Linked DNA regions of Mus musculus: region 2 is linked to region 1. The links are chromatin loops, found by intact Hi-C in ENCODE. Cell type or tissue: left cerebral cortex. All regions are shown on one strand. Each heading gives the region's core, and the rest is flanking DNA. Links, peaks and the distances in the headings are about the cores only. Region 1 holds the start of Hspa8 (heat shock protein 8). Region 2 has its middle 39 kb from the start of Gm39319.

Evidence for each region. Peaks named below come from ENCODE experiments on the same cell type or tissue, not always from the same donor. Only the 100,000 strongest peaks of a DNase experiment are listed, where the experiment ranks them.
Region 2: it touches region 1 in a loop (3-fold over the local background); 6 of 42 quality-filtered maps call a loop at or near these places.

The regions. Positions count from the first base shown.
Region 1 is chr9:40,800,945-40,809,521 of GRCm38, forward strand. It overlaps Hspa8 (heat shock protein 8), which reads left to right and starts at 332. Exons shown (of 9, transcript NM_031165.5): 1 at 332-404; 2 at 974-1,183; 3 at 1,474-1,679; 4 at 1,795-1,947; 5 at 2,030-2,585; 6 at 2,796-2,998; 7 at 3,221-3,419; 8 at 3,519-3,751; 9 at 3,988-4,258. The coding sequence starts at 979. The coding sequence ends at 4,173. It overlaps Snord14c (small nucleolar RNA, C/D box 14C), which reads left to right and starts at 2,639; the gene lies at 2,639-2,725. It overlaps Snord14d (small nucleolar RNA, C/D box 14D), which reads left to right and starts at 3,051; the gene lies at 3,051-3,137. It overlaps Snord14e (small nucleolar RNA, C/D box 14E), which reads left to right and starts at 3,804; the gene lies at 3,804-3,894. In left cerebral cortex, for the core only: CTCF peaks have their summits at 504, 4,544 (motif pointing left) and 5,605 (motif pointing right); DNase peaks (open chromatin) are centred at 926, 1,152, 4,530, 5,674 and 3 more places; H3K4me3 peaks cover 3,900 bases; H3K27ac peaks cover 988 bases.
Region 2 is chr9:40,623,021-40,631,597 of GRCm38, forward strand. No RefSeq gene overlaps it. Among named protein-coding and RNA genes, the nearest start is that of Gm39319, 39 kb to the right of the region's middle. In left cerebral cortex, for the core only: a CTCF peak has its summit at 5,267 (motif pointing right); DNase peaks (open chromatin) are centred at 5,274 and 8,342; H3K27ac peaks cover 1,092 bases.

The sequences.
Region 1 (8,577 bases), core at 384-8,383:
CCGGCGACCCTCTCCCCTCCCCCAGCAGCTCTGAGTGACAGAGGACTCCCGCGCGCGGGCTCCCGGCGCCCCGCCTTCTCCGCTCCCCCCGGGCCGTTCCCAGAGCGGGGGCGAGCGTGAAAGTTCCAGAACGCCGCGGTCGTGCGTCATCGCGAGGCGGGGCGGGGAGAAGGCGGGACCTAGGCGAGCGTTCTGGCTCTTCATTAGTGCAGTCGGCAAGGGCTGGTCGTCCATTGGCTAAGAAGCTATGATCGGCAGCGGGATGGGGCGGCACCCTTCTGGAAGGTTCTAAGACAGGGTATAAGAGAGAGGGAAGCGGGCGGAAACCGGTCTCATTGAACGCGGAGGCAGCTGCCTGGCATTTGTGTGGTCTCGTCGTCAGCGCAGCTGGGCCTACACACAAGGTGAGGCATGGGACTCGGGGGTTTGCGGGGGTCCGGGGTGGTGCAGGAGTCCCGGGGAGTCTCTTAGGCGGCGGCTGCAGCTCAGGCCGTCACCACCAGGGACAGAGACTGCAGCAGATCCGGAGGATGGGCTGAGTCAGGGCGGCGCCGCCATGGCCTTGTGGCTCCGCGTGGCGGGGGAGGGGAGCCACAGGCGCCCTGGTCTTTTTATCCTGTCTGTGACTTCAAATATAAGGCTTCTGCCCGGCGCCCACAGGGCAGGGCCCCCCGAGGTGGGAAAGGGGGATCCTGGCTCCCGCGGTGCGCGGTCCGGGTGGGGGGGGTTCGGGGGGCGCTCGGAGGTGGCCACGTGCTCCACCATTGTCGCAGACCTTTAGGACAGATGGTTCCTTGAGCCTTGGGCGGGCTGTGCCAGGCTTGGCACAGACCACCTATACTGCAGCACTGCTGCCACGAGCCTGCCGCGTGGCTTCAGGTGATAGGTCTGGGTCACCAAGTCCAGACCCACTGCGGACTGGATAAAAGCCGGAAAGCGAGTGCTTAGCCCCCCTCCTTTTTTTTTCTAATAGCAACCATGTCTAAGGGACCTGCAGTTGGCATTGATCTCGGCACCACCTACTCCTGTGTGGGTGTCTTCCAGCATGGAAAGGTGGAAATTATTGCCAATGACCAGGGTAACCGCACCACGCCAAGCTATGTTGCTTTCACGGACACAGAGAGATTAATTGGGGATGCGGCCAAGAATCAGGTTGCAATGAACCCCACCAACACAGTTTTTGGTAAGTCGCCAGCATCTTTGTGCCACTAGCATGAGTAAAAGGGCTGGGGGGCAGGGCATTTGGAATGTAGAAACAGATCTGCCTTAATAACTGCAGCCTGAGATTGCAACTGTTTAAATATGACAATATAAGGCCACAAGATTTTAAATATGGGCCTTGGCTTCCTGCACTAGAGATTACGTCCATCTAGATGGGTGCTGCAGGTTTTTGTTTTCTGTTTTTTTGGTTTTTTTTTTTTTTGCAGTGATAGGCACTAAGGAGTGTGATGAGGTATGTTTAATATTTTACAGATGCCAAACGTCTGATCGGGCGTAGGTTTGATGATGCTGTTGTTCAGTCTGATATGAAGCACTGGCCCTTCATGGTGGTGAATGATGCAGGCAGGCCCAAGGTCCAAGTGGAATACAAAGGGGAGACAAAAAGTTTCTACCCAGAGGAAGTGTCCTCCATGGTTCTGACAAAGATGAAGGAAATTGCAGAAGCGTACCTCGGAAAGGTGGGTTTTTTTTTTAACAGGTGCCATTTGAGATGGGTGTTACCTTTATGTTTAATTCACACATTCTGATCGGGAATTTGCCAACCAAACAATTGTGCAATTCATTGTTTTTTAGACCGTTACCAACGCTGTGGTCACAGTGCCCGCTTACTTCAATGACTCTCAGCGACAGGCAACAAAAGATGCTGGAACTATTGCTGGCCTCAATGTACTTCGAATCATCAATGAACCAACTGCTGCTGCTATTGCTTACGGCTTAGATAAGAAGGTAGGCATTTCAAATCAAGTACAACTTTGTTAGGGTTAACTTGCCAGAAACAGGCCTGAGCTAAGAATGTCTTATTTGACAGGTCGGAGCTGAAAGGAATGTGCTCATTTTTGACTTGGGAGGTGGCACTTTTGATGTGTCAATCCTCACTATTGAGGATGGAATTTTTGAGGTCAAATCAACAGCTGGAGACACCCACTTAGGTGGAGAAGATTTTGACAACCGAATGGTCAATCATTTCATTGCTGAGTTCAAGCGAAAGCACAAGAAAGACATCAGTGAGAACAAGAGAGCTGTCCGCCGTCTCCGCACGGCCTGCGAGCGGGCCAAGCGCACCCTCTCCTCCAGCACCCAGGCCAGTATTGAGATTGATTCTCTCTATGAGGGAATTGACTTCTATACCTCCATTACCCGGGCTCGATTTGAGGAGTTGAATGCTGACCTGTTCCGTGGCACACTGGACCCTGTAGAGAAGGCCCTTCGAGATGCCAAGCTGGACAAGTCACAGATCCATGATATTGTCTTGGTGGGTGGTTCTACCAGAATCCCCAAGATTCAGAAACTTCTGCAAGACTTCTTCAATGGAAAAGAGCTGAACAAGAGCATTAACCCCGATGAAGCTGTTGCCTATGGTGCAGGTAAATACATACAGCCTTTATAGTCTTTATAATCTCAACAAGTCCTGTAAGATTCGCTGTGATGATGGATTCCAAAACCATTCGTAGTTTCCACCAGAAGTACTGTGTTGGCTAGTTCCTTCCTTGGATGTCTGAGCGAATGAAACATACATATGTTGAGTAGACTGCAGTTACAGTGCGTTGTTTCTAACATTTTTTTTCTTTTTATAGCTGTCCAGGCAGCCATTCTATCTGGAGACAAGTCTGAGAACGTTCAGGATTTGCTGCTCTTGGATGTCACTCCTCTTTCCCTTGGTATTGAAACTGCTGGCGGAGTCATGACTGTCCTCATCAAGCGCAATACCACCATCCCCACCAAGCAGACACAGACTTTCACCACCTACTCTGACAACCAGCCTGGTGTACTCATTCAGGTATGTTGTCCCTAGAATTTTGTAGCTTGTATAGAAAGCCCAGGGAAGTTCCTCGCTGTGATGATGGATTCCAAAACCATTCGTAGTTTCCACCAGAAATGCTGTGTTGGCTAGTTCCTTCCTTGGATGTCTGAGCGAACTTATCTTCCCCAAATTTGAGCTTAAGCCACACGAGCAGTAGTTTCTAAAATTGGATGTCTTAATTTTTATTGTCTCTTCTAGGTGTATGAAGGTGAAAGGGCCATGACCAAGGACAACAACCTGCTTGGAAAGTTCGAGCTCACAGGCATCCCTCCAGCACCCCGTGGGGTCCCTCAGATTGAGGTTACTTTTGACATCGATGCCAATGGCATCCTCAATGTTTCTGCTGTAGATAAGAGCACAGGAAAGGAGAACAAGATCACCATCACCAATGACAAGGGTAAGTATGGACCTGCTGCTTTCTTTCTGAATAGAAAGAACAAGGTTTGCTCTTACCATTAAAGAGACATGCTCATGATTTTGTAACTTTCATCATCAGGCCGCTTGAGTAAGGAAGATATTGAGCGCATGGTCCAAGAAGCTGAGAAGTACAAGGCTGAGGATGAGAAGCAGAGAGATAAGGTTTCCTCCAAGAACTCACTGGAGTCCTATGCCTTCAACATGAAAGCAACTGTGGAAGATGAGAAACTTCAAGGCAAGATCAATGATGAGGACAAACAGAAGATTCTTGACAAGTGCAATGAAATCATCAGCTGGCTGGATAAGAACCAGGTATGTGTTTTGCCAATAAGTAGATGTTCATTCAGAAAAGGGCTGAGAGGGGTCACAATGATGATGAATGGTCCAAACATTCGCGGTTTCCACCAGAACGCAAGGCAGTGTTGGCAGTTACCTTCCTTGGATGTCTGAGTGACTCAATAGCTAAGGGTTCTTTAGGCTTAGTTGTCAGTCTCCTCCCCCCAAAGTAATTGGAGATCTTTTAATAAATTTGATTTCTTTTTTCTCAGACTGCAGAGAAGGAAGAATTTGAGCATCAGCAGAAAGAACTGGAGAAAGTCTGCAACCCTATCATTACCAAGCTGTACCAGAGTGCAGGTGGCATGCCTGGGGGAATGCCTGGTGGCTTCCCAGGTGGAGGAGCTCCCCCATCTGGTGGTGCTTCTTCAGGCCCCACCATTGAAGAGGTGGATTAAGTCAGTCCAAGAAGGTGTAGCTTTGTTCCACAGGGACCCAAAACAAGTAACATGGAATAATAAAACTATTTAAATTGGCACCATACAGTTGTCCTGACTGAGTTAAATGTAAGAAACAGGGACAGGTTGAGACGGTCTTGTCTCTAGCTGGCCTAGGATTTAGGTGCTTCTCAAGCTGGGAGAGCCAACACTGCCAGTAAGCAGGTCTAGCCCCAGGCTACAGGTTTACCTTGAACCTGGATAACATTTGACAAGCTAAATGAACACAGGGTGCTGGTTCTCAGCTATGAAATCTATGGGTGCAGATGGGGACTTGGCCTTCTAAGTCCATTTGCTTGTATAATCTAGTGTTAAACTGCCACCTAGTGGCCAGCCTTGTTTCAGAGGTCTGCATGCAGCAAAGCCTAGTAACTTGATGTAGTACTAATAATTAGGGGAGAATAAAGGCTCGCCTTTAATGCCAGTACTTGGGAGGTAGATTCCTGAGGCCAGCCGGGTCTACCAGAGTTCCAGGGCTAAACAAACCCTGCTTTTTTCATCTGCTGGGAGTACTGTCATGCTGAGTGAGGTCCATCTGCAGCCTCTGGCACTTGGTATTTCTAATACTACTGGATGTTTTGCCTTGGCAGGAGACTGCTCTTCTAGTTCCCTAATGTTGGGATTAAACTGCCATTCTACTGTACTGAAAGTTGGGGAGATACATGTAATTTAATAGGATAGGGTACTTAGGTCCAGACAACCAACTGCAAGGAAATTTTTCTGTGCAGCGTTCATCTGAAACCCATGGTGGTTGCTGTTATAAGAACATTTCAGTTTTCCTTTTTAAGTGATAGTGTGGGTGCACAACTGGGGTTAGAATAGATCAAATGTGTATTTTGGGGACTGAAGGCAGGCAGTAGGCTTGCTAGTACAACTGTTCCCCTGCCCCCTACACTTGGAAGTCATGCCTGGGCTTGCACAAAATGGTTAAACTGATTTTGCTGAGAATTGTGTAGTACTAAAAGTGAAAACTAAGTTTATGGAAAAGCCTTGGAATTAAGTCAAGTTATAAGTAAAACTAGAGGATGTTAAGCGTGAGCCACTGCTTTCAGTTTTGAAGGGATCCTAAATCCGTTTTACATGGATTAGAATACTTACCTTTTTCCTGGCTATTCAAGCTGGTTTCAGGTTTCCCTGGAAAGTACTGACAATCACTACCAAGCCAGTCTTAGTTAAAATTTAACTATAATGCATCTTTAGTGCTATATTTCACAAGTAACAGACCTTTAAACTAAGGGAAATGCTTTTGCTATGAGCCACAGCAAAAGTTCTCCACAGTAGTACAGTATTTCAATGTAATTTGAGTTCAAGGCTCTAGGCTTATAGGTGGAATAACCCTTTTCTTCATGGGAAGACATTTTACAAGTGTTCCTTGTGCTTAATGACTTGACGTCTTTGTCCAGCAGATGGCAGTGGTAGCTAATTATAAAGCAACTGCCAGGGTCCTTGGGAAAGCTACTGGAGCTTTTTTTTTTTTTTTTTCCTCCAAGGTAGGCTTTCTTTAGCCCTCAAACTCTGCCAACTTCTGCCTCTGCCTCCTGAGTGTTGGGATTAGCATGATCCACCATACCCCACTAGAACATTTGTCAAATGGGAGCAGGTGCCTTTTGCTTATTGGCAGCATCGCAAAGGGCTTGAAGTTAACCCTGGGCTTGCACAAGATGGTTAGTGCAAGCTAGTGATAGACCAACCCAAAGTCAAACATCCATATTCCTGAGTATGGCATTGTAGAATGAGCAAGTGCCTGGTCAGGAATGGTGTGGGGTCTGGCTTGAGTAAAGTTTAGTGCTTATGAGTGAGAAGAGTGGAACAAAGACACAGTGGTCAAGGAGTCTTTCTTCTGAGCTGATGTTTGGCAAGGCTGCTGGGCACTGTGGCTCAGCTCAGGCGGTAATGCTTGGCCAGCAGGATTCAGTCTTGGCACCACACCAAACTTGGTGTGATATGGTAGCACTTGGGAGGTGAAAAGGAAAGGATCAGAAGTTCAGGGTCCTCTGTAATGGGATAGTGAGTTGAGTTCAAGGTCAGCCTTGGCTCTAGCAACCGACTCTTAAGACGAGAGCTATAACAATTCATATACCATCTGCTTTGCTCTGGGGATGTGGTAGATATACTTTGTGTACATTCAAAGAACGATGCAAAACAATCTAGTCAAGAAAACCCTATAGCATTATTGCTGTGGTTTTTTTGGCCCCACACTCCCTTAGCTATCCATTCTGAACACTTTGGAGACAAGGAAGGCACAACACATGGTCTTTTGTGACTGTCTTAACGTTTTCCACCAAGCTGCTGTAGGCAGGGAAGAGCAAATGGGAGAGAACTGTTAGAGTAGTTGGGAAGATTGAGAAGGAATAGAAGAAGTAAAAGTGTATTCTCACAAGTACGTAAGGGTAGGAGACATGCCTCCTGGCTGCAATCTAGCATTTAGGAGATAGAGGCAGGAAGAATGCAATGGTGAGACTATCTGATGTTTTGATGCGTTGGGGCTCAATTCAAACCAAATAGTTTCCACTCTCAGGAAATACTAGAGACTTGAGACTTGAAAGGCGGCCAGCTGCAAGCAATGATGTCAATTGGAAGTAGCTTGGGAAGTTCAACAGAAGCTCTTTGTTGCTTTGCTATTTCTTGGGTTTCTGTCCAGAGACCTGCAGTGCCCTCTAACGTTGTGCAACGATGAGCAGATTACGTTTCAGGAACTACCTAAGAAGTGGGGGTTACAATATTCGACCTTAGGATCGTCAGGAGAATGAAGTGAGCCCGTGTGTGCAAACCATTTAGCCCTGCAGCTGACTTGGGAAAGGGCTCCGTAAATGGGCTATCATTAGCTATGAGTGCACACTATTTCCTAAGGGTCCCATACAGAGCGACACACACACACACACACACACACACACACACACACACACACACACACACAGAGAGAGGTACTTTAAAACAACAGACTTACTGTCTCCAGTGGAGAGACTGAAAGTCTGAAATCAACATTTGGATGAGAGCCATGCTTGTCAGGGAGGGAATCTTCTGACTCTCCAGTCACCTGCTGCCCTACTGTGCTGCTTGTCACTGTGTACATTTAGCCTTTTAGAAGCACAACCTTAAACATTAGCTTCCCAGGCAGCTGTGCACGGAAAGTCATTCTCGGAGGTTCTGGGATTAGAACTCAGTGACAGGTCAGCCCACAGCCCACAGCCATCACATTCCAGGTTGTCAAAGGGAAAGAAGCTTCCCAATTCGTGTGCAAAACCAGAAAGGGAACCCTAGGACAAAATCCAAATTCCTGTTCTTCAGTGAGATGGAGTGTCAGGTCTTTTAACTGCAGTCTTTCTCTGGAGCCGCTCCCCACAGCAGGCTACCAGCTGTGGGGCTCTTTTTCCTTCCTACTTTGTCATCCCTCCGTTGCCCCTCCGGATTCCCAAACAATGCCTAATTCTATTATTTCCAGTCATTTCCTCGTGGATGGCGGTTTATTTCTGTCATCAAGTCTCTGATGAAATCTATAGCTGTGAAATGTTTAGTCCAATCCCAACAAATCGTGTATAGTGGTAACATGTCACAGGCAGCCCGCGGCCTGCATTACGTGGTAATTTGGAAGAGAGAGAAGTGATAATATAAGGCTGGGCTTCCTTTGTGAGCTCGCATTAATGCTGTAGCTGGTGATGTCAACTGACAGCCCATCGATTTGGGCTAATAGTGCACGGAGGGGGCAGAATGGGGGCAAGGCAGGGAATAAAGGATATTGACGTCCAGCCACCAGGATCCCGGCAGCTTTTAATCTATTATTGCCCTCTTTTAATGCAACTTTCACATGTCAACTGCATTTGCTTCTCTTCGCTCTGCCTGCTGAGCTGAACTGTGAAGCCAGTGGGGTGCCACCCCCAGAGTGGCTCAAAGTTCCCCAGTATTGATTCTTTGATGCTCTGGGGGTGTGAATTATAATTATTTCATTAAGCCCTTTAATGGGTATCAACCATAAACCTTCTCCAGCCCAGGCTGAGGAGACCAGAGCAAGGTCCACGTCATTAATCTATGTTCATCTCGTTGCCACCAATTGTCCGACTCTCGGCCCTTATTCGTTTTTTTTTTTTTTTTTTTTTTCTCCCCTCCTATTATCGCATCTAAGGTTTTAGCTAGAATCAGGTCGATCTATTCCCAGAGAGGAACTGGGAAGAGGAGCTGGCTGATTTGGGGAGACTTGAGGGAGGCCACAGCTGAGCAGACCGCAGAGCCGGCTGTTCACACTAAGGGGCTAACTTAGCACACCTCAGCCCAGCTCTACCCAGCTCCAGTTGGTTTATGCAGGGAGGTGATGCAGGAGATCTTGGGACAAAATCAGAGAGCTTGCAACCCCTTGTGTCCGAGTCTTTC
Region 2 (8,577 bases), core at 470-8,469, 180 kb before region 1:
AGGAAGTCTTTGCCAATTTCCTGAGCCTGACCAAGGAAAGGTTTGCCAATCCCCATGGTTCTAGAACACTGGGTCCTTGATATCACTGGAGTCCATGCCAACAAGACGCCTTCCCTCAGTATTTCATCCACTCCCCACAATCTGTGACTTTCCGGAGACTGAATCAAAGCGCTGACGGTCTAAATCCTCAGCAAGATTCTTCCCCTAGTGTCCAGACAGCCGGCAGCCTGAACAAGATGGCAGAGGGAACTCTGGTCTCTCTTCCTTTTCCTATGGGAATAGCAATCTGTCACGGAGCCCCTTCCCGTGAGTTCATGTAAAGTTATCACTTTTTCAAAGCCTCCAAGTAATGTCACCTTAGGGGTTAGATATCTTCAGTATTTGAATTCTGAGTGGCACAATTATCCAATCCATAACAAGAGGGGGGGGGGTATGGAACAGGAGAGGAATGGAAACAAAATAATTATTTTAAAGCATAAAGTAAGGAACTGAATGGCTGCCTTCCACTATTATATACCACCCGGTCTTCTGTCCTGCTTCCTGAAGAGAGGGCAATGCCACAGGTAAGGTTAATCTTCAGTTCATGTGTCTGGGGACAAGGAACCAATATCTTCTCAAGTGCCACGGGACACACTGCTTCTGCCTTGCTTTTTGGTTTAGAGAAAGCACACTTGGGACTGAGGAGGTGGTTGACTGGCAAGAGCACTTGCTAGGCAGACATGGGGACATGGATGCAAATCCCCAGAGCCCATGTCTGAGATTCTCACCTGTAGCTCAGCACTGCAGGGGCAGTCAGAGACTCACCTGTAGCTCAGCCCCACCTGCAGGGGCAGGTGGGGCTTGCTGGCTGCTGGTCTAGCTCCAGGTTCAGTAAAGAACTATCATGCAGGAGAGATGAGAGAAAGAACAGGACAGCTTAAAGGTGCACTAGCCAGTCTGAGTGCGGCAAAGTGGCTCTGGCAGGCCTTTCCCTTCTCGCCCTCCACCCCCATTCCCTCTTCCTTGCTAAAAACCTTTCCATTACATTCCTAAAGCTAGCCCTGCCAAGATCTATTCCCTTATTTGGCCACTTCCTCCTCCTGTGGCTGACTACCAGGGTCCAACTATCAAAGTACTGAAGTTTATCAATCCAAAACCCCCTAATTAAAGCTCCACCTAATTAGCATGCCCAATTAAAATTAATACCTCATCCTGACACAGGATTTCACTTTGTACCTTTATAAACTGCCATTTACCACTGGGCCATGTCTGTCTTCTCTCTGTGCAGAGGCTGGCCTTTGGACCCTTTGAGACAAATATCCCAAACCCCCCCCCCCTTGCTCCCTTTTCCCTTCTCCCTCATCCTCTATCTCCTGTTTTTGTCTCTTCTTCCCTACCCTCTGTCCTTCTAGGTCAAATAAATGTCCTTTGTCCTGAGAACTTAGTCGTAGGGTGTCTTGAGCTGATACTCCACCCTGATGCCCTCTTCTGGCTTCTACACACACACACACACACACACACACACACACACACACGAGCATACACATCCATGCGTGCATACACCAGACATCATCTTCATATATGCATAGACATACTGTCACACACGTACAAACAAAATTTAAAAGTAAGCAAGCATACATCCTACAACATTGTCCAGATTTCTAAAGTATTCTCCCAGAATCCATATTGTTCACACAACTGAGTTTTTATGGTACAGGGAGAATTTCTTTAAAACAAACTGAAAAATAAGTCTTGTTCTGCCATTGGATGGAAAAGCAAGAATGGGGTCACCTGTTCATCCCAGTAATGACCCACTGTAAACACAACCAGAGTTGCAGGCTGAGGAGCTGGCCCAGATACTGCCTTCGGGGGCCTCCAGAGCCCTCTTAGACCCCTGCTTGCAAGCAAGCAGAAGAGAGATCCTTCACTGAGAAGGGTACAGGGGAGGCTGCAGGCCTGGGAGGCAGAGCAAAGCTGGGTACAGAGATGCTGAGTTCCGGCGTTCATTAAGTGAGTCAGAGATATCTACAGATCTGAGGCTTCAGGACAAGCTTCAGTGAAGATGAGTGAATCACCTGTAGATCAAGAGCCAAAGCCAGCCCAGGACATTACATACTATTATGTGAATGGATAACTGGATAGATAAACAGAAGTACTGTGAGCTAAAACTACTCCTCTCGGTTCCAAGATCCTAGGAATCGATGTGTCAGTTCCTAGGCTGCCCTCGGAGTCTGGAAATTACTGTTGCTGCCCTGTCAGACTTACTTCTCCAGCTTGAATGTAGCGATCCACATGAAGGATGCCCCGCCCACGTGGAAGGCAGCCTTTCCCTGTCTTTTCAGATGCTTTAACCTGCTGCTGCAGCTTAAACTTGGGTCACCTTTCCTGCTATCATATCGCCAATGGCTTTTCTCCCCATCTCTCTGTCCCTTGTAACAAAGTGCCACAAACTGGTTGTCATCATTCCTCATGGTTCTAGAAGCCAACAGTCCAAAGATCCTGGAAGGGGCAAACTCTGAACTGGGTAGTGGAAAACCCTGCCTGTGTCTCTCTAGCTTTGGGTGGTAGCCAGCACTGTTTGGCAGTCCTTAAGCATCCTGTCTTCTCGAAGCATTCTCCCCATGTGTCTATGTCCTGATTGTCTTATAAGAATACCAGTCATATTGAAATGGCCTCTGGGGTGACACGAATGGGTGATGGAGATGGGGCCTAATGGGTAACCTGTGATTCTGAAGGGGCTGTTGGGATACCAGCCTTTTCCTGTCCCTCTCTGCTTACTCGCCTACTGTGTGTTCCACCACAATGTGCGTGGTACATTACTGTCACCACAAACCCAAAGTAACAAGGTCAGATGACCATGGACTGAAACCACGGAAGCTGTGCATGCCAAAAATCAAATCTTTCCTCTTCCTAAAATCGTCTCAGCCCGCGCTGCACCCCAGCACTGTTGAAAAGCTGAGGAACAGGGTTCCCCTCCCCGTGTTACCTGCATTGCCACAAAATCTTCTTTAGTGCATTGCTGACATGCTGGCACTGAGGAAGTTGCGGCAGTAAGATCACTGAGTTCAAAGCCAGCCTAGACTACATAGCAAGACTGCTTCAAACAAGATGGTTCTGCAGCCGGAGCTCAGATGAAGAGATGGCTCAGCAGTTAAGAAAAATGGCTGCTCTTCCAGAGGATCTGGGTTCAATTTCCAACACCTACATGGCAGCTCACAGCTGTCTATAGCACCTGTTCCAGGGGAATCCAATAAATAAATAGATAAATAAATAAATGAATAAAGTCCTCATTCTTGACTGTGGTGCTGCCTTCTCTGTTTCCTTACAATCCAGCAGCCAGCATGACCTTTGAATTATGTGAGATCTTGTTAGAAGAGTAGAGTCCCTCTACTCACAGCTAGGGTGAGGACTGAAGCCAGGGATGTAGCTCCTTGGTAGATGCTTTCCTAATGGATCCTCAGCCCCACAACGGAGAGAGGAAAGAGAGAGGGAAGCCGAGGAAATGAATTTGCCAGCCCCTGACTCTCTAAGCCTACCTCCCTCTGTTCCTCTTGCTGTGGCCTCAGCTGTCCATACGCAGCTCCTGCAGAGGTTGAGTCTCACCAGGGGACTTGTATCCTTGCTAACCCTGCTGCCCAGAGGCTCTGCCCCGAGGTGCCACACTGCTGGTTCCTTCTCATTATTTAGCTCCCATGCAAACAGGCAGCTATTCCAAGCAGCTTCCCCTACAGAGTTAATGGAGCTATCCACCTCCCTATCCTTGCTGCCCTGTCTCAACGCTCACCAGAAAATCTAAAGCGAATCGTGTTTGCATTTCCCTTCAGTCCCCACTTAAGCCCCTTCTGTCTACAAATACGGCTCGAACCCCCCAGAGCCAAGAACAGAAATATCCTTTGTGGATATCGTTGAAGTGATTAATGCTGTCCCTCTCTCGAACGGATGAACAAAGATGTGAATCGGATGTGGAATGAATAGAAAAAATATTTTAACTTCGATGGCAGACCCAGGGTTAATAATTCTGAAATGGAAAAGCTTTATTGATCGTCGAGTAAAATATCACCCTAAAGCACTGAGCTATAGACTCCTAGCCAAGAACCAAGAAAACATATTCTTAGCTCAGACAATAATAGGCACTGGGGTTTCTTTTTCTTCTCTTTCTTTTCCTTCCATGGAAAATGAAGAAGGATGTTAAAAGCAAAAGGAAAGAGCATTAGAAGAGCAGGTGTAACTTAAAGGTAAAGAAGCAAAAGGAAGGATGGGGGAGGGGGAGCATGGGTTAGCGGCATTTAAATGACCTAGCTGAGCTATGAAGGGGATGGATGGCTCACGTTACCAAGGACGACGACATGCCTCGAGGCATCAAGTCCAGGACTAGGTCTGCAGCATTGCGGGGGCTGACACTGTTTCCCTCCCTCAAGCCCCCATCCCTCACTTGCCTCTTCTTTTTTAAAATGTATTTATTTATTGTATGTATATGACTACGCTACACTGCTCCTGTCTTCAGACACATCAGATCCCATTTCAGATGGTTGTGAGCCACCCTGTGGTTGCTAGGAATGGTACTCAGGACCTCTGGAAGAGCAGCCAGTGAGTGTTCTCAACCGCTGAGCCATCTCTCCAGCCCCGCTTTCCTCTTCTTATTGTCCTCCTCCTCCTTCTTATTCTTTTGAGACAGGGTCTCACAATGTAGCCCTGGCTGGACTGGAACTCACTCTGTAGACCAGGCTGGCCTTGAACTCATAGGGGTTCACCTGCCTTGGCCTCTTACTCTCAAGTGCCAGAATTCAAGATGTGCACCATCATGCCCTGGCTCTGTCCGGATCTTGATCTTAAGCTATGTACGCAGAATTCAAGCAAAAATAGGAAAAAGTACCAAAGTAGAAACGCCCAGGGAAATGGTCCACAAAATGACATATAAAGAGCAAATTATTTACTTGGTGAATGACAGGTGTCATTTGTATGTTTTTCTAAAATTAACCTGAATAATCTTGAACAACGTAATGGTGAGACTTGCCTTGTATTAGCAGTAGTATTAGCAGAATACTACTGTTGTATTAAATGCTATACACCCCTGGTTCACTTCGCTACAAGTGAGGAATGCTTGTAAAATGCTTGTGTCGCCCCCAAATTAGCACGGGGTTCATGAAGAATCACTTGGCAAGAGAGGGCCAAGGAAAGGAGAAAACCAGAGAAGCAACCTGTAGCCATTTTGTCAGCAACCCAAGGACTTTTGTGCTAAGCCGGTAGCAGGCCGCTGTGCCATCTGGAGCCAGTGAAACTAGCTATCCACAAGAGGGCGATGTCTAACCAATCCCCAGCCCTAGGAGCTGAAGGCAAGCTGCTTGGCAGAGGTCAGGATCCAAGGTCAGCCTGGGCTACTGGAAGTCCCGCCCCTTAGCAAATAACTAACCAAACAAAAATAAAGAGGGTGGTAAGATTGCTATAAACAAGAAAATCCTCTGACTCACAGGCCTGTGGACATACTACCAGCTCAGCCTTTCCAACTCACCCCTAAAGGCAGAAAAGCCCTACCCCCAGGGCAAGGTCCCTCCAGGGAAGGACTCTAGGCTTGTTATTTCTAAGGCTGCGAGTCAGGACATTTTCAATTCTCAGGTATGAGCAAATCGTAGGAAGGAGTCCCTACCAACTCCTAAAGCCCATCTCCCAAATCGCCAGCTCAACTGGGAGAGCGAATAAATGACATGGCCAGACCCAGAGGCTTCTGAAATAAGGATTATCACGACAACACCAGTAAAACATGTGTGGGCACGCACACCTTTTTTTCCTGGTTATAACCGGCACCTGCACGGAGATCCACGCTGTGCTTTCATATGAATACAGTTGGGGAACTGACCCCAAAGGGAACTAAGTGGAGAAAGGGGCACGACCAACAGGGGGCGGGGCTTGTGTCCCATCCACAGAGTGTCTACAGTAGCAGGGTTGGGGCCCAGCCTGATATGTGGCACTTCTAATGTGTTCCGGGAGGTGTTGATGCTGTTTGTTGGACAGTAGGGTTACGTTGACAATGGTATAGGGCTCGTGCATCTACTCCTTAGCTCTGGCGTATTCAGAAATAAAGGTCCTGGGCGTGGTGGCGCTCCTTTAATCCCAGCACTCGGGAGGCAGAGGCAGACGGATTTCTGAGTTTGAGGCCAGCCTGGTCTACAGTGTGAGTTCCAGGACAGCCAGGGCTACACAGAGAAACCCTGCCTCGAAAAAAAAAAAAAAAAAAAAGGAAGAAAGAGAGAGAGGGAGGGAGGGAGGGAGGGAGGGAGGGAGGGAGGGAGGGAGGGAGGGAAGGAAGGAAGGAAGGAAGGAAGGAAGGAAGGAAGGAAGGAAGGAAGGAAGGAAGGAAGGAAGGAAGGAAGGAAGGAAGGAAGGAAGGAAGGAAGAAACCTGCCCTGAGTTGGTAAACAGAGCACTTCCTAGGGATAATTCCTGGTATCCGGATTCCTGACATCCTTACTTCCTGGGAGGTAAGCATCCTCACTTCCATTTCTCACTAGGAAAGCAAGGGCGCCAAGAGGCTATCTGAGCTGGCGAATCTTGGCGCCTGGATTTGATCTTGGTGGCAAAGTTCCTGCTGGACATTCTAGCTCCAGGGTGAAGGAGCTGGTCAACTGAAATAAAGAGGGAGAAAGTGCAAACGTAAGCGCCTCTTTTACAACAAGAAGCAAAAGGGCAAGCATTGTGGGAAAGCTTGGTAATCACAATCGGGATCGGAGGCGCACGGGAGGCTGCCCTGGTGTCCCGGGCAATGCGCAGCTCCTGAAGAGACCTCTGCGTCAAGCAGAGCCCAGCAGGCATTTGGGATGAAGTAGCTGCTCAAGTTCTGACCTGCCTCACAGAATAGAACAGTATGCATTATTTAGACCAGAATGTCCTTTCTATTTTTGTATTCGAAAAAGAGGCGTATTCATGGCAAAGGCAGGTGGTTTGGGGTTTGGGGCGGGGGGGGGGGGGTGTTAAGCTTTCAACAAACAGCTCAGAATTCCCCAAGCTCTATCTCCTTTAAATGATGAATCTAAAAAGTAGAAAAATAGATGTTAAAAAGGCCTGAGGAACTGGTTAAATTATTTCACAGCATTTAGGTTTCTGTCTCCAAATAAAAGTGTTACCTTTTTATTAGTCAGACAGTGGACATTTGGGTTCTGTGGTTTGCGGTTGGTGTGTGTGGGTAGGAGAGGATTCTATAAAAAGTAGGACATTACCAGGAGATGTAAAATAATCTCAATATACAAAATAGATGTATAGCAGTCTTGTCTTGGGGAATAAACAGACCTTTCTTATTAGCCAGAGTCAACAAGAAAAAAAAAGTCAGATTCCAATGTTCTATGCTACACATGGTTTAATTCGATGTACAGACATGTCTCTATACAATTCAGGCATTACCTTTAAGAGACTTATAATTTAAGCCTTGCGACATACCTGCAGTCTCATCATTTGGAAGGAGGAGACAGAAGGATAATAAGTTAGAGTCTCAGCTGGGCTACATAGGAAAACCCTGTCAAAGGAGAGAAGGGAGGAAAGGGAGGGAGGAACTTAATCTGGAAAGCAAGACAGATACACTAGTCACTACGCAGCCATAGCCCAGCTAGGAGGTGGAAGAACTACTTCCTGCTCCCTAGGCCCTCTCACAGGACTCTTCCAACCTGTGTTGTGTCCCCAATTCTGTCATTTAACTCCAACTCTCCCCATGAATGTGCCGTACCCCCAACTCCAACTTATCCAACGACACACTGCTACCAGGCTCATCTTCCTAGCTCAAAGGCAGGCACACTGGATGCTCAAGCTCCAAGTCTTTGTGTGAATTTTGCTTAACCACAAACCTGATGCTGTGTCCTGCACAGCTCTGCAGTAAACCACTGCATCAACAGTAACACAGCTCCTCCATCCAGCATCCATCCAGCTGACATAGGGATTATCTCAGCCATGCTGCACTCTGACCCACATGTACACCAGAGCCTTCACTCAGCCCCTCCAGCAGGGTCTGGGCTGTGATACCCTGAGAGAGTATAGACTTTATTTTGTCTGCATCACTGTGATTCCTTAAGATTAGAAACTGTGTGTTGATTCCCTGGATAAGTCCAGTTCTCTCTGACTGCGATATCATTAAATATATCAAGCTTTGTTGACAACAGTCCACAGCTGAGTCCATCCACATAGACTTGAGTGTTCAGAAGCGTATTGGAGCCTTAAAGAGTGACTGGAGGGCTGGAGAGATGACTCAGCAGTTAAGAGCACTGACTGCTCTTCCGAAGGTCCTGCAGAAGCAATGTGACCATCTGCTTCCTCAAGCTCCTGCTGCAGTGAGCCATGGTACCCAGGAACTGAGACCAAAACAAACCCTTCACCGGAAGTGACTTTTGTGAGCTATTTTCTCTCCATTATGTAACATGACCACTTGATTAGAGAGGAGGAGTAACTGCAGAAGTGAGAGGGGGGGGCGGTGAATCTGCTACCCAGGGGGGGCACAGTGAGGGCAGGTACTGGCGCACAGAGGAAGGGGAATTCTGGTGAGTATGTGAGGAAGTTTTCACAGAAATGGTAGCATCGGACTGGTACTTTAAAATAAGAACTAGGCATAAGGAGAGAACA